Linked DNA regions of Homo sapiens: region 1 is linked to region 2. The links are chromatin loops, found by intact Hi-C in ENCODE. Cell type or tissue: heart left ventricle. All regions are shown on one strand. Links, peaks and the distances in the headings refer to the core of each region. The heading gives the core; the rest is flanking DNA.

The links. A loop is a pair of places that touch in the nucleus more often than their neighbours do. Peaks named below come from ENCODE experiments on the same cell type or tissue, not always from the same donor. Only the 100,000 strongest peaks of a DNase experiment are listed, where the experiment ranks them.
Region 1: it touches region 2 in a loop (4-fold over the local background); 12 of 110 quality-filtered maps call a loop at or near these places.

Annotation. Positions count from the first base shown.
Region 1 is chr19:9,623,575-9,628,401 of GRCh38, forward strand. ZNF561-AS1 (ZNF561 antisense RNA 1) reads left to right here. Exons shown (of 4, transcript NR_122038.1): 2 at 3,210-3,286. Among named protein-coding and RNA genes, the nearest start is that of ZNF561-AS1, 4.5 kb to the left of the region's middle. In heart left ventricle, for the core only: a CTCF peak has its summit at 2,410 (motif pointing right); no DNase peak of the experiment used is centred there.
Region 2 is chr19:9,310,229-9,315,055 of GRCh38, forward strand. No RefSeq gene overlaps it. Among named protein-coding and RNA genes, the nearest start is that of ZNF699, 2.8 kb to the left of the region's middle. RefSeq lists a silencer at 1,885-2,179. In heart left ventricle, for the core only: a CTCF peak has its summit at 2,006 (motif pointing right); a DNase peak (open chromatin) is centred at 2,047.

The sequences.
Region 1 (4,827 bases), core at 588-4,587, 310 kb after region 2:
AGTGGTGCGATCTTCACTCACTGCAAACTCTGCCTCCTGGGTTCAAGCCATTCTTCTGCCTCAGCCTCCTGAGTAGTTGGGACTACAGGCATGTGCCACTGCGCCCAACTAATTTTTGCATTTTTAATACAGACATGGTTTCATCATATTGACCCAGCTGGTCTCAAAGTCCTGACCTCGTGATCCATCCACCTGGTCCTCCCAAAGAGCTGGGATTACAGGCATGAGCCACTGCCCCAGCCAAAAATATGTATTTCTGTTGTTATTTTTCTGATCTTACCACATGGGCCAGGAACACATTTCCTACGTTGTAAAATAGCACTGATACCAGACATTCTCCCCAAGATTATTCAGAAATGTAACATACTCCCAATAAAAATACCAAAAGTTTTTTTCTGGAGTTAAGTACATTGATACTGAAGTTTATGTGGAGGAACAAACATCTGATAATAACCAAGAAAACAAAAACAAAAGCAATGATGAGCAGCAGATATTAAAACATACTATTGACAGTTTTCATGCAAGGCAAAGAATTACATTATTTTAAAATAAAAATAAAGTCCGGGCACAGTGGCTCACGCCTGTAATCCCAGCAATTTGGGAGGCCGAGGCAGGCAAATTACCTGAAGTCGGGGGTTTGATACCAGCCTGGCTAACATGGTGAAACCCTGTCTCTACTAGAAGTACAAAAATTAGCAAGCGTGGTGGCACATGCTTGTAATCCCAGCTACTTGGGAGGCTGAGGCAGGAGAGTTGCTTGAGCCTGGGAGATGAAGGTTGCAGTGAGCCGAGATTGTGCCACTGAATTGCAGCCTGGCTGACAGAGTGAGACTCTGTCTAAAAAATTAATTAATTAATTAATTTAAAAAACATACTATAAAGCCTCTATAATTAAAACTATGTGGTACTAGCACGTGAAACAGAAACTAATAAAATATCAAAAAATAGACCCATGAACATGTAGAAATTTGGTTCATAAATGTATTTTGCCAGATGCGGTGGCTCATGCCTGTATCCTAGCAATTTGGGAGACTGAGGCAGGAGGATCACTTGAGGTCAGGAGTTCAAAACCAGCCTGCCCAACATGGTGAAACCCCATCTCTATTAAAAATACAAAAACATAGCCGGGTTCGGTGGCTCATGCCTGTAATCCCAGAACTTTGGGAAGCCGAGGCAGCCGGATCATGAGGTCAGGAGTTCGAGACTAGTCTGACCAACATGGTGAAATCCCATCTCTACTAAAAATACAAAAATTAGCTGGGTGTGGTGATGCATGCCTGTAATCTCAGCTACTCAGGAGGCTGAGGCAGGAGAATTGCTTGAACCCAGAAGGCGGAGGTTGCAGTAAGCTGAGATCGCACCACTGCACTCCAGCCTGGGCAACAGAGTGAGACTCTGTCTCAAAAAAGAAAAAAAATTTAGCCAAGCATGGCCGAGCATGCTGGCTCATGCCTGTAATCCCAGCACTTTGGGAGGCTGAGGCAGGCAGATCACGACGTCACGAGATCGAGACCATCCTGGCCAACTTGGTGAAACCCCGTCTCTACTAAAAATAGAAAAATTAGCTGGCATGGTGGCGGGTGCCTGTAATCCCAGCTACTCAGGAGGCCGAAGTAGGAGAATCGCTTGAACCCAGGAGGCGGAGGTTGCAGTGAGCCAAGATCGCTCCCCTGCACTCCAGCCTGGCGATAGAGCGAGACTCCGTCTAAAAAAAAAAAAAAAAAAATTAGCCAAGCGTTGTGGTGGGCGCCTGTAAGCCCAGCTACTCGGGTGGCTGAGGCAAGAGAATTGCTCAAACCTGGGAGGCAGAGGTTGCAGTGAGCCGAGATCACGCCATTTCACTCCAGCCTGGCGACACAGCGAGACTCTGTCTCAAAAAAAAAAAAAAAAAAAAAAAAAAAAGCCGGGTGCATTGGCTGATGCCTATAATTCCAGCACTTTTGGAGGCAGAGGCGGGTGGATCACCTGAGGTCACGAGTTAGAGACCATCCTGACCAACATGAAGAAACCCCGTCTCTGCTAAAAATACAAAATTAGCTGGGCATGGTGGCACATGCTTATAATCCCAGGTACTCAGGAAGCTGAGGCAGGAGAACCGCTTGAACCCAGGAGGCGGAGGTTGGGGTGAGTGGAGATCGTGCCATTGCATTCCAGCCAGGGCAACAAGAGAGAAACACCGTCTAAAAAAAAAAAGTGGCATTTCAGATAAATGGGGCAAAAAATGCCATTTGTAACAAATGGAAGGTCTAAGATAGCTGGTTAGCCATCTGAGAAAAGATGAAATTAAATCCATACTTCACAGCATATACAAGAATAAACTCCAAGTGGACTAGGGATCTAAGTGTAAAAAATAAAACCACACACGTATTTAGGGTGTTTAAGTGATTTCTTGGCTGAGTAAGGAAAAAGATGTTACCACAAGGCGGCAGTAGCACACAAGCTTCATTTGGGATGTGCTTTGACAGGTTAGCAGTGGGGGAGGTAGCAAACAGCAAGAGAATATCCACAGGCTTCTACCTGTGGGTCGCTGCTCAGAAAGGGTGGAAAGGAAGAAAGACTCTCAGAGGAGAAGGGGAATCAAAGAGGGGGCTTATAAATAACTAAATGATGATATTCACCAGACTGGCAGCATATCTTCCAGTTAAAAAGCTCTGAAGGATAAGTCTGGCCAATATGGTGAAACTCCGTCTCTACTAAAAATACAAAAATTAGCAGGTATGGTGCCAGGTGCCTATAATCCCAGCTACTTGGGAGGCTGAGGCAGGAGAATCGCTTGAACCCAGGAGATGGAGGCTGCAGTGAGCTGAGATTGTGCCCCTGTACTCCAGCCTGGGTGGCAGAGCAAGACCCTGCATCAGAAAAAAAAAAAAAAAAAAGCTCTGAAGGACCGCAGGGGTATGGGGTTTTCATAGCCCTGGAGTTATCTTATCTATGGCTGTCAGATATTGGATATAATTTCAGAGAATACAAAGCAGGCGCACTCGAAATGGCTAAAAATAGGCTTGTTCAGGCTATGTTTCAAACAATCCAGTGTGTTAAAATTGCAGTTTGGCAGGGGTAGGCTATTGTGAATACTAGTGAGACAAACATTGGTGTACAAATATCTCTGAGTCCCTGCTCTGAACAGTTTTGGATATGCCAAAGTGGAATATCTGGATCACATGGTAATTCTGTTTAATCGTTCTTTTTTTTTCTTTTTTTTGAGACAGGGTCTCACTCTATTGTCTAGGCTCGAATGCAGTGACGTGATCATGGATCACTGCAGTCCTCAACTTACTGGGCTCAGGTAATCCTCCCACCTCAACCTCCCAGGTAGCAGAGATTACAGGTGCATGCCACCACCATCCTTGGCTGAATTAAAAAAAATTTTTTTGTAAAGACCATATTTCACCATATGCCCAGGCTGGTCCTGAAGTCCTAATCTCAAGGAATCCCCTGGCCTCAGCCTCCCGAAGTGCTGGGATTACAGGTGTGAGCCATCACATCCAGCATGGTTTTGATTTTCATTTTCATGATGTTTAGTGATGTTGAGCATCGTTTCATGAGCATCTTTTCGTGTGTTTATTGGCCATCTGTATATCTTCTTTGGTGATATTATTCAAGTCCTTTTTCTGTATTGAAATGAGTTTTGTTGTTGTTACTCTTGGGTTCTAGAAATTTTAAAAATAAACTCTGGATATTTGTCCCCAGTCAGATACAGGACTTGCAAATATTTTCTCCCATTTGTAGATTGTCTTTTTACTCTCTTGTTATTATGCTTTGATGCACAAAATTTGTATCATTGATTAGGTTCAACTCATAATTTTTCTTGTGTTGCCTGTGTGGTTGATGTCATAACTGAGAAGTCATTTCCAGTTGAAGCTTTCTCACCTATGTTTTCTTCTAATAGTTTTCCAGCTCTAGCTCTTACACTACACTAAGGTTTTTGATCCATTTTTAAAAAATCATGCCACATTATTATTATTATTATTATTAAGATGGAGTCTTGCTCTGTCACCCAGGCTGGAGTGCAGTGGCACAATCTCAGCTCACTGCAAACTCTGCCTCCCAGGTTCAAGTGATTCTCCTGCCTCAGCCTCCTGGGTAGCTGGGATTACAGGCGCCTGCCACCATGGCCAGCTAATTTTTGTATTTTTAGTAGAGATGGGGTTTCACCATATTGGCTATGCTGGTCTCGAACTCCTGACCTTGTGATCCACCTGCCTTGGCCTCCCAAAGTGCTGGGATTACAGGTATGAGCCACCACGCCCATCCTTCATCCATTTTAAGTAAATTTTTATATATGGTATAAGGTTAGGGTCCAACTCCATTCTTATGTATGTCTATATCTCAGTTCCTCCCCCATATAATCCTGTCCCCAGGGAATCAACAACCCATGCTCTTCCTAGTCACCTCCTTGAACATGTCCCTCCCCCAGGAAACCTCCAACATGAGATAGAACAATGTAGAAAGGACATTCAAAACTTCCCTTTCCCTTGTTTGTCAAAGGAATCCGCCCCAACGGTTGTCCCCTTAAGGGAAGTCCCACTGGGGGGAGGGGGCATTGGTTGCATTAATGCCCTCTTAACCAGCTCAGAAGTCAGAAACTTCAAAAGGGAACTCAAACCATTGTTAGATGACCCTTATTGGGTAGCAGATCAAATTGATCAATTTTTAGGGCCACAGTTGTATACTTGGGCTGAACTAATGTCCATTTTAGATATTCTTTTCTCAGGGGAGGAAAGGACTGTGATCCACAGGGCCACTGTGATAGTCAGGGAACGTGAACATCCTCCTGGCCAAAACGTTCTGCAGCGGACCAAAAATTTCTGTTCCAAGACCCTCAAT
Region 2 (4,827 bases), core at 390-4,389:
GGCTAGGGCTTCCCATCCAGGTTCTCAGCTACCACGGATACAGGATGCTCATCGATCGGGTTTCTACCTATCCTCCACGTTGCTACAGTCCTGTACACAGGACACATATATTTGCAGCTCTAATAGGAAACAGACTCTCCTTGACACTCACTCAGTCCTTTTGGGCCTTTTAGTTTTCCCTTTCATTGTTGTATTGATAACTTCTCCTGTAGAGGGAAGCCATTGATAATTATTTAAATAGAACCTTTTTCCTGGAAACTTGCTGAATTCTGATAGCTGTCAGTTTATTATTTGAACCATCAAATATAAATATTTTCTCTGCATATTTTCATTGTTTTAATGTGTATAACTCATTTCTTTATGTGAGGCAATGTCTCATTCTATCGCCTAGACTGGAGTGCAGTGGCGCGACCATGGCTCACTGCAGCCTTGACTTCCCCAGCTCAAGTGATGGTCCCATCTCAGCCCCCCAAGTAGCTGAGAATACAGTCGCGTACCACCCCACCCAGCTATTTTCTTTATTTTTTTGTAGAGATGGGATCGCACTATGTTGCTGAAGCTGGTCTCAAACTCCTGAGCTCAAGCTATCCTCTCACCTCAGCCTCCCAGAGTGCTAGGGGTACAGGTGTAAGCCACCACACCCAGAGTCATTTCTTTTTCTTATTGTTTGTTTAGGGCTTCCTCAACTATAAGTCGGAAAGAAATTAAGCATTCTTGTCTTGGTCGGTAATGATTACCAAAGTTCCTCAGTAAGCTGTTTACAACAGGTTGCACCTCTTATCAAGTTAATCTTTTTAAACCAGGTTTATAAAGATATTTTATCAATAATTTTTTATGAACACTATCAAATGTTTATGCAACAATTGAGTTGATAACATAATTTTGCTCCTCTTAGTTTATAATATGATATCCATATAAAATATTTAATTTTAGGCAAGGCGCAGTGGCTCATGCCTGTAATCCCAGCACTTTGGGAGGCCGAGGCCGGTGGATTACCTGAGGTCAGGTGTTCAAGACCAGCCTGGCTACCATGGTGAAACCCCATCTCTACTAAAAATACAAAAAATTAGCTGGGCATGGTGGCGGGTGCCTGTAATCCCAGCTACTCAGGAGGCTGAGGCAAGGAGAATCGCTTGAACCTGGGAGGCAGAGGTTGCAGTGAGCTGAGATCGCGCCATTGCACTCCAGCCTGGGCGACAATAGAAAGACTCCATCTCAAAAATATATATATTCAATTTTATATATCCCCAATGAATCTATACTTTTAGTAAAATGGTTTCTGAGTTTCCTAGTTTGCTTTTAAATGTCTCCCCAAACTCTAAAATATAAAAATACTTCCTAATTTACTTCCAAATTGTACTGCTTTTTAAAACGTATAATTCTTTACTGCTCAGGGAATGTATTTTGGTATAATATGAGGTAGAGATGTGTTATATAAGTGAACCACAGGTGGCCTTTCTGTATTGGTCCCTAGGTTGTTCATTACTTCTTCACTGCGGCTTGAGGTCACCTTCCCAATGCCTGTCCCTGGTGCCCTAGCCAGCTCCCTTTCATCATCTATGTTTTTTAAGTGTAAATCTTTTTCTATTATGAAGCATTATGTTCTCATTGTAGTTTTTTATTTTAAAGGAAAAGTATAAGGAAAAGACAAACAACATTCAGAATCCCAGCAGTGTTTGAATTTTCTGTATTTCCTTTCTGCCTTCTTTGTACGCGTGGGTGGCAAGCCACCCAGGTGCCAAGGCAAGAGACCGAGGGCACAAGCTGTTCCAGTATAATAAAGAAAATATATAGAATAAGAGTAGTTATACTAGAAATAGATTATAGATATGATTGTATATATCATTAATCATTTGTAGCATTACTCTTTATTCCAATATTATAATAATCTTTGTTCTACAATCATAACCTAGGAAAAACCAGGCCATACAGAGATAGGAGCTGAAGGGACATGGTGAGAAGTGACCAGAAGACAAGGGTGAGCCCTCTGTTATGCCTGGACAGAGCCACCAGAGGGCTCCCTGGTCTAGCGGTAATGCCAGCCCCTGGGAAGGAGCCCGTTACCTAGCGGACCTTGGTCTAGCAGTAGCGTCAGTGCCTGGGGAAGGCACCCATTGCTTAGCAGACAGGGAAAGGGAGTCTCCCTTTCCCCGGGGGAGTTAGAGAAGACTCTGCTCACTACCTCTTGCGGAAAGCCTGACATCAGTCAGGCCCGCCCGCAGCCATCCAGAGGCCTAAACGTCTCCCTGTGATGCCGTGCTTCAGTGGTCACACTCCTGGTCCACTTTCATGTTCCACCCTGTACACCTGGTTCTGCCTTCTAATCAGCAGTAGCGGAATTAGTGAAAGTACTAAAGTCTTTGAAATGCATAGAAGAAATAATGGCGTAAGCTGTCCTCTCTCTCTCTCCACCTCAGCTGCCAAACAGGGAAGGGCCCCCTGTCTGGTGGACACGTGACTCGCGTGACCTTACCTATCATTGGAGATGGCTCACACTCCTTACCCTCCCTCCTTGTCTTGTATCCAATAAATAACAGTGCAGCCAGGCATTCGGGGCCGCTACTGGTCTCTGCACCTTGGTGGTAGTGGTTCCCCGGACCCAGCTGTCTTTTTGTCTATCTCTTTGTCTTGTGTCTTTATTTCTATGATCTCTTGTCTCCACACACGAAGAGAAAAACCCACAGACCCAGTAGGGCTGCTTCCTACAGTACGCATAACAGTAGGTTTTTTTATTGTTTGTTTGTTTTTGACTCAGTCTCGCTCTGTCGCCCAGGCCGGAGTGCAGTGGTGCAATCTCAGCTCATTGCAACCTTCACCTCCTGGGTTCAAACAATCCTCCTGCCTCAGCCTCCCGAGTAGCTGGGATTACAGGCATGTGCCACAACACCCGGCTAATTCTGTATTTTTAGTAGAGATGGAGTTTCTCCATGTTGGTCAGGCTGGTCTCGAACTCCTGACCTCAGGTGATCCACCTGCCTTGACCTCCCAAAGTGCTGGGATTACAGGTGTGAGCCACCATGCCCGGCCAATCAGAAGTAATTTCAATTTTTCATCTGCCATGCAAAAAAGGTGAGGGATTGCAAAGGCAATAGCCTCTGGTCCTTTTGTTACTTGGGCATGGAAAGTGGGGTTTCCTTTTGATCTAGTTCTAGAAAGTCAGCGTGATTGGCCTTAGGTTCCCTTCCTCTAGACCCTATTCTACCTCAACACTGAAACTTGGAAAGGAAGCTTCTTCCTCCTTCCTTGTCTTCCAGCACCCTACACTGGTAATGGGTAAAAGAGAAATATTTATAAGGCCCATCTCCATTATCACAAAGCAGAAAAAAAGGACAAATTTGTAGCATAAGTAATAAATCTATAACTAGGACAGTGGTCAAAGCATGTTTTGCCTTGGTTTTCCTTTACTGACAGACCAGGTCCTAGCAACACCAAGAATTGGTTCATGGTATCCAGACTGCTTTTCCTCCCAATTTGTGGCAGGTCAATTCTCCCTGACAATCACACAGACAGGCCTGCATGACAGTCACACAGACAGACCTGCACAGCACTTCTGTTACACAGACAAATTTCCACAAAACTGCCTTAACATTGAGCAAATAGTTAAATCTAGGGAAATCAGTGCCCAGACATCAAAGCTAGAAATGAAACACATGGTCAGTTGAAGCTTCACACGGGCTTCTCCCTAACCTGGAGCAAGCCAAAATAATACAGACAGTCTTACATTCCTAGTACCAGCACGTGTCTCAGGTGGACGAAATCTGAGATGAGTCAAGATAACAGAGGCAGCTGTTTGAATAGATTCACTGGAGAGTCTAAGGCAGCTCTCTGGACCCAAGCTGTAAAGGAGATAATGTGTCCAGAGTTGGTTCCTGCTGGTGGGTTTGTGGTCTTGCTGACTTCAAGAATGAAGCTGCGGACCTTTGCAGTGAGTGTTACAGCTCTTAAAGATGGCATGGACCCAAAGAGTGAGCAACGTTTATTGTGAAGAGCGAAAGGACAAAGCTTCCACAGCGTGGAAGGTGACCCTAGCGGGTTGCCTTGCTGGCTGGGGGGGGGTGGCCAGCTTTTATTCCCTTATCGACCCCTCCCATGTTCCGTTTCTGTCCTATCAGAGTGCCCTTTTTTCAATCCTCCCTGTGATTGGCTACTTTTAGAATCCTGCTGATTGGTGCGTTTTACAGAGTGCTGATTGGTGCATTTTACAATCCGCTTGTAAGACAGGAAAGTTCCCCAAGTCCCCACTCAACTCAGGAAGTCCAGCTGGCCTCACCTCTCAATTATCCCTCTAAACAGGTCACCCAACAGCTGTTGGGAACTGGGTGATGACCGCTCTGGGCTACTTCCTGCCGGATAGGGGTGAAGAAGGGGCCCTGCAGTTGTAGTGTCCTCCAGAGGGGAACTCTCTAGGCCAGTGAAAGGGCCAGTGGGTCAGTCCAGGGGTCCTCAGTAGAAGTTCTGAGTTGAGCTCATTTGGGGTTCCATTTGTAAGACCCTCTGTAGCTTGATGGCCTCGATCCTGGAGGAAACAAATTTGACAAGGTTGTTAAAAATACAGGACCCAAAGGCAAGTAATAGCAAGATGGCTGTCCTGAGACTGAGAAAGGGGAGAAGCCATGTTGCCCAACTCCAGAGGTTGGTATAAGAGTTTGAAAGGCGTTGTCTGATTTCAGAAGCCTTTTCCTGTAAACGATAAGCGGCATCTCATACTATCCCTTACTGGTTAGTGTAAAAGCAACACTCTTCCCTTAAGAATGTACAGTCCTCCTTTCTCAGCAGTGAGGAGGTCTAGGCCTCAGCGGTTTTGGACAGTCACTGCCACTAAAGAGT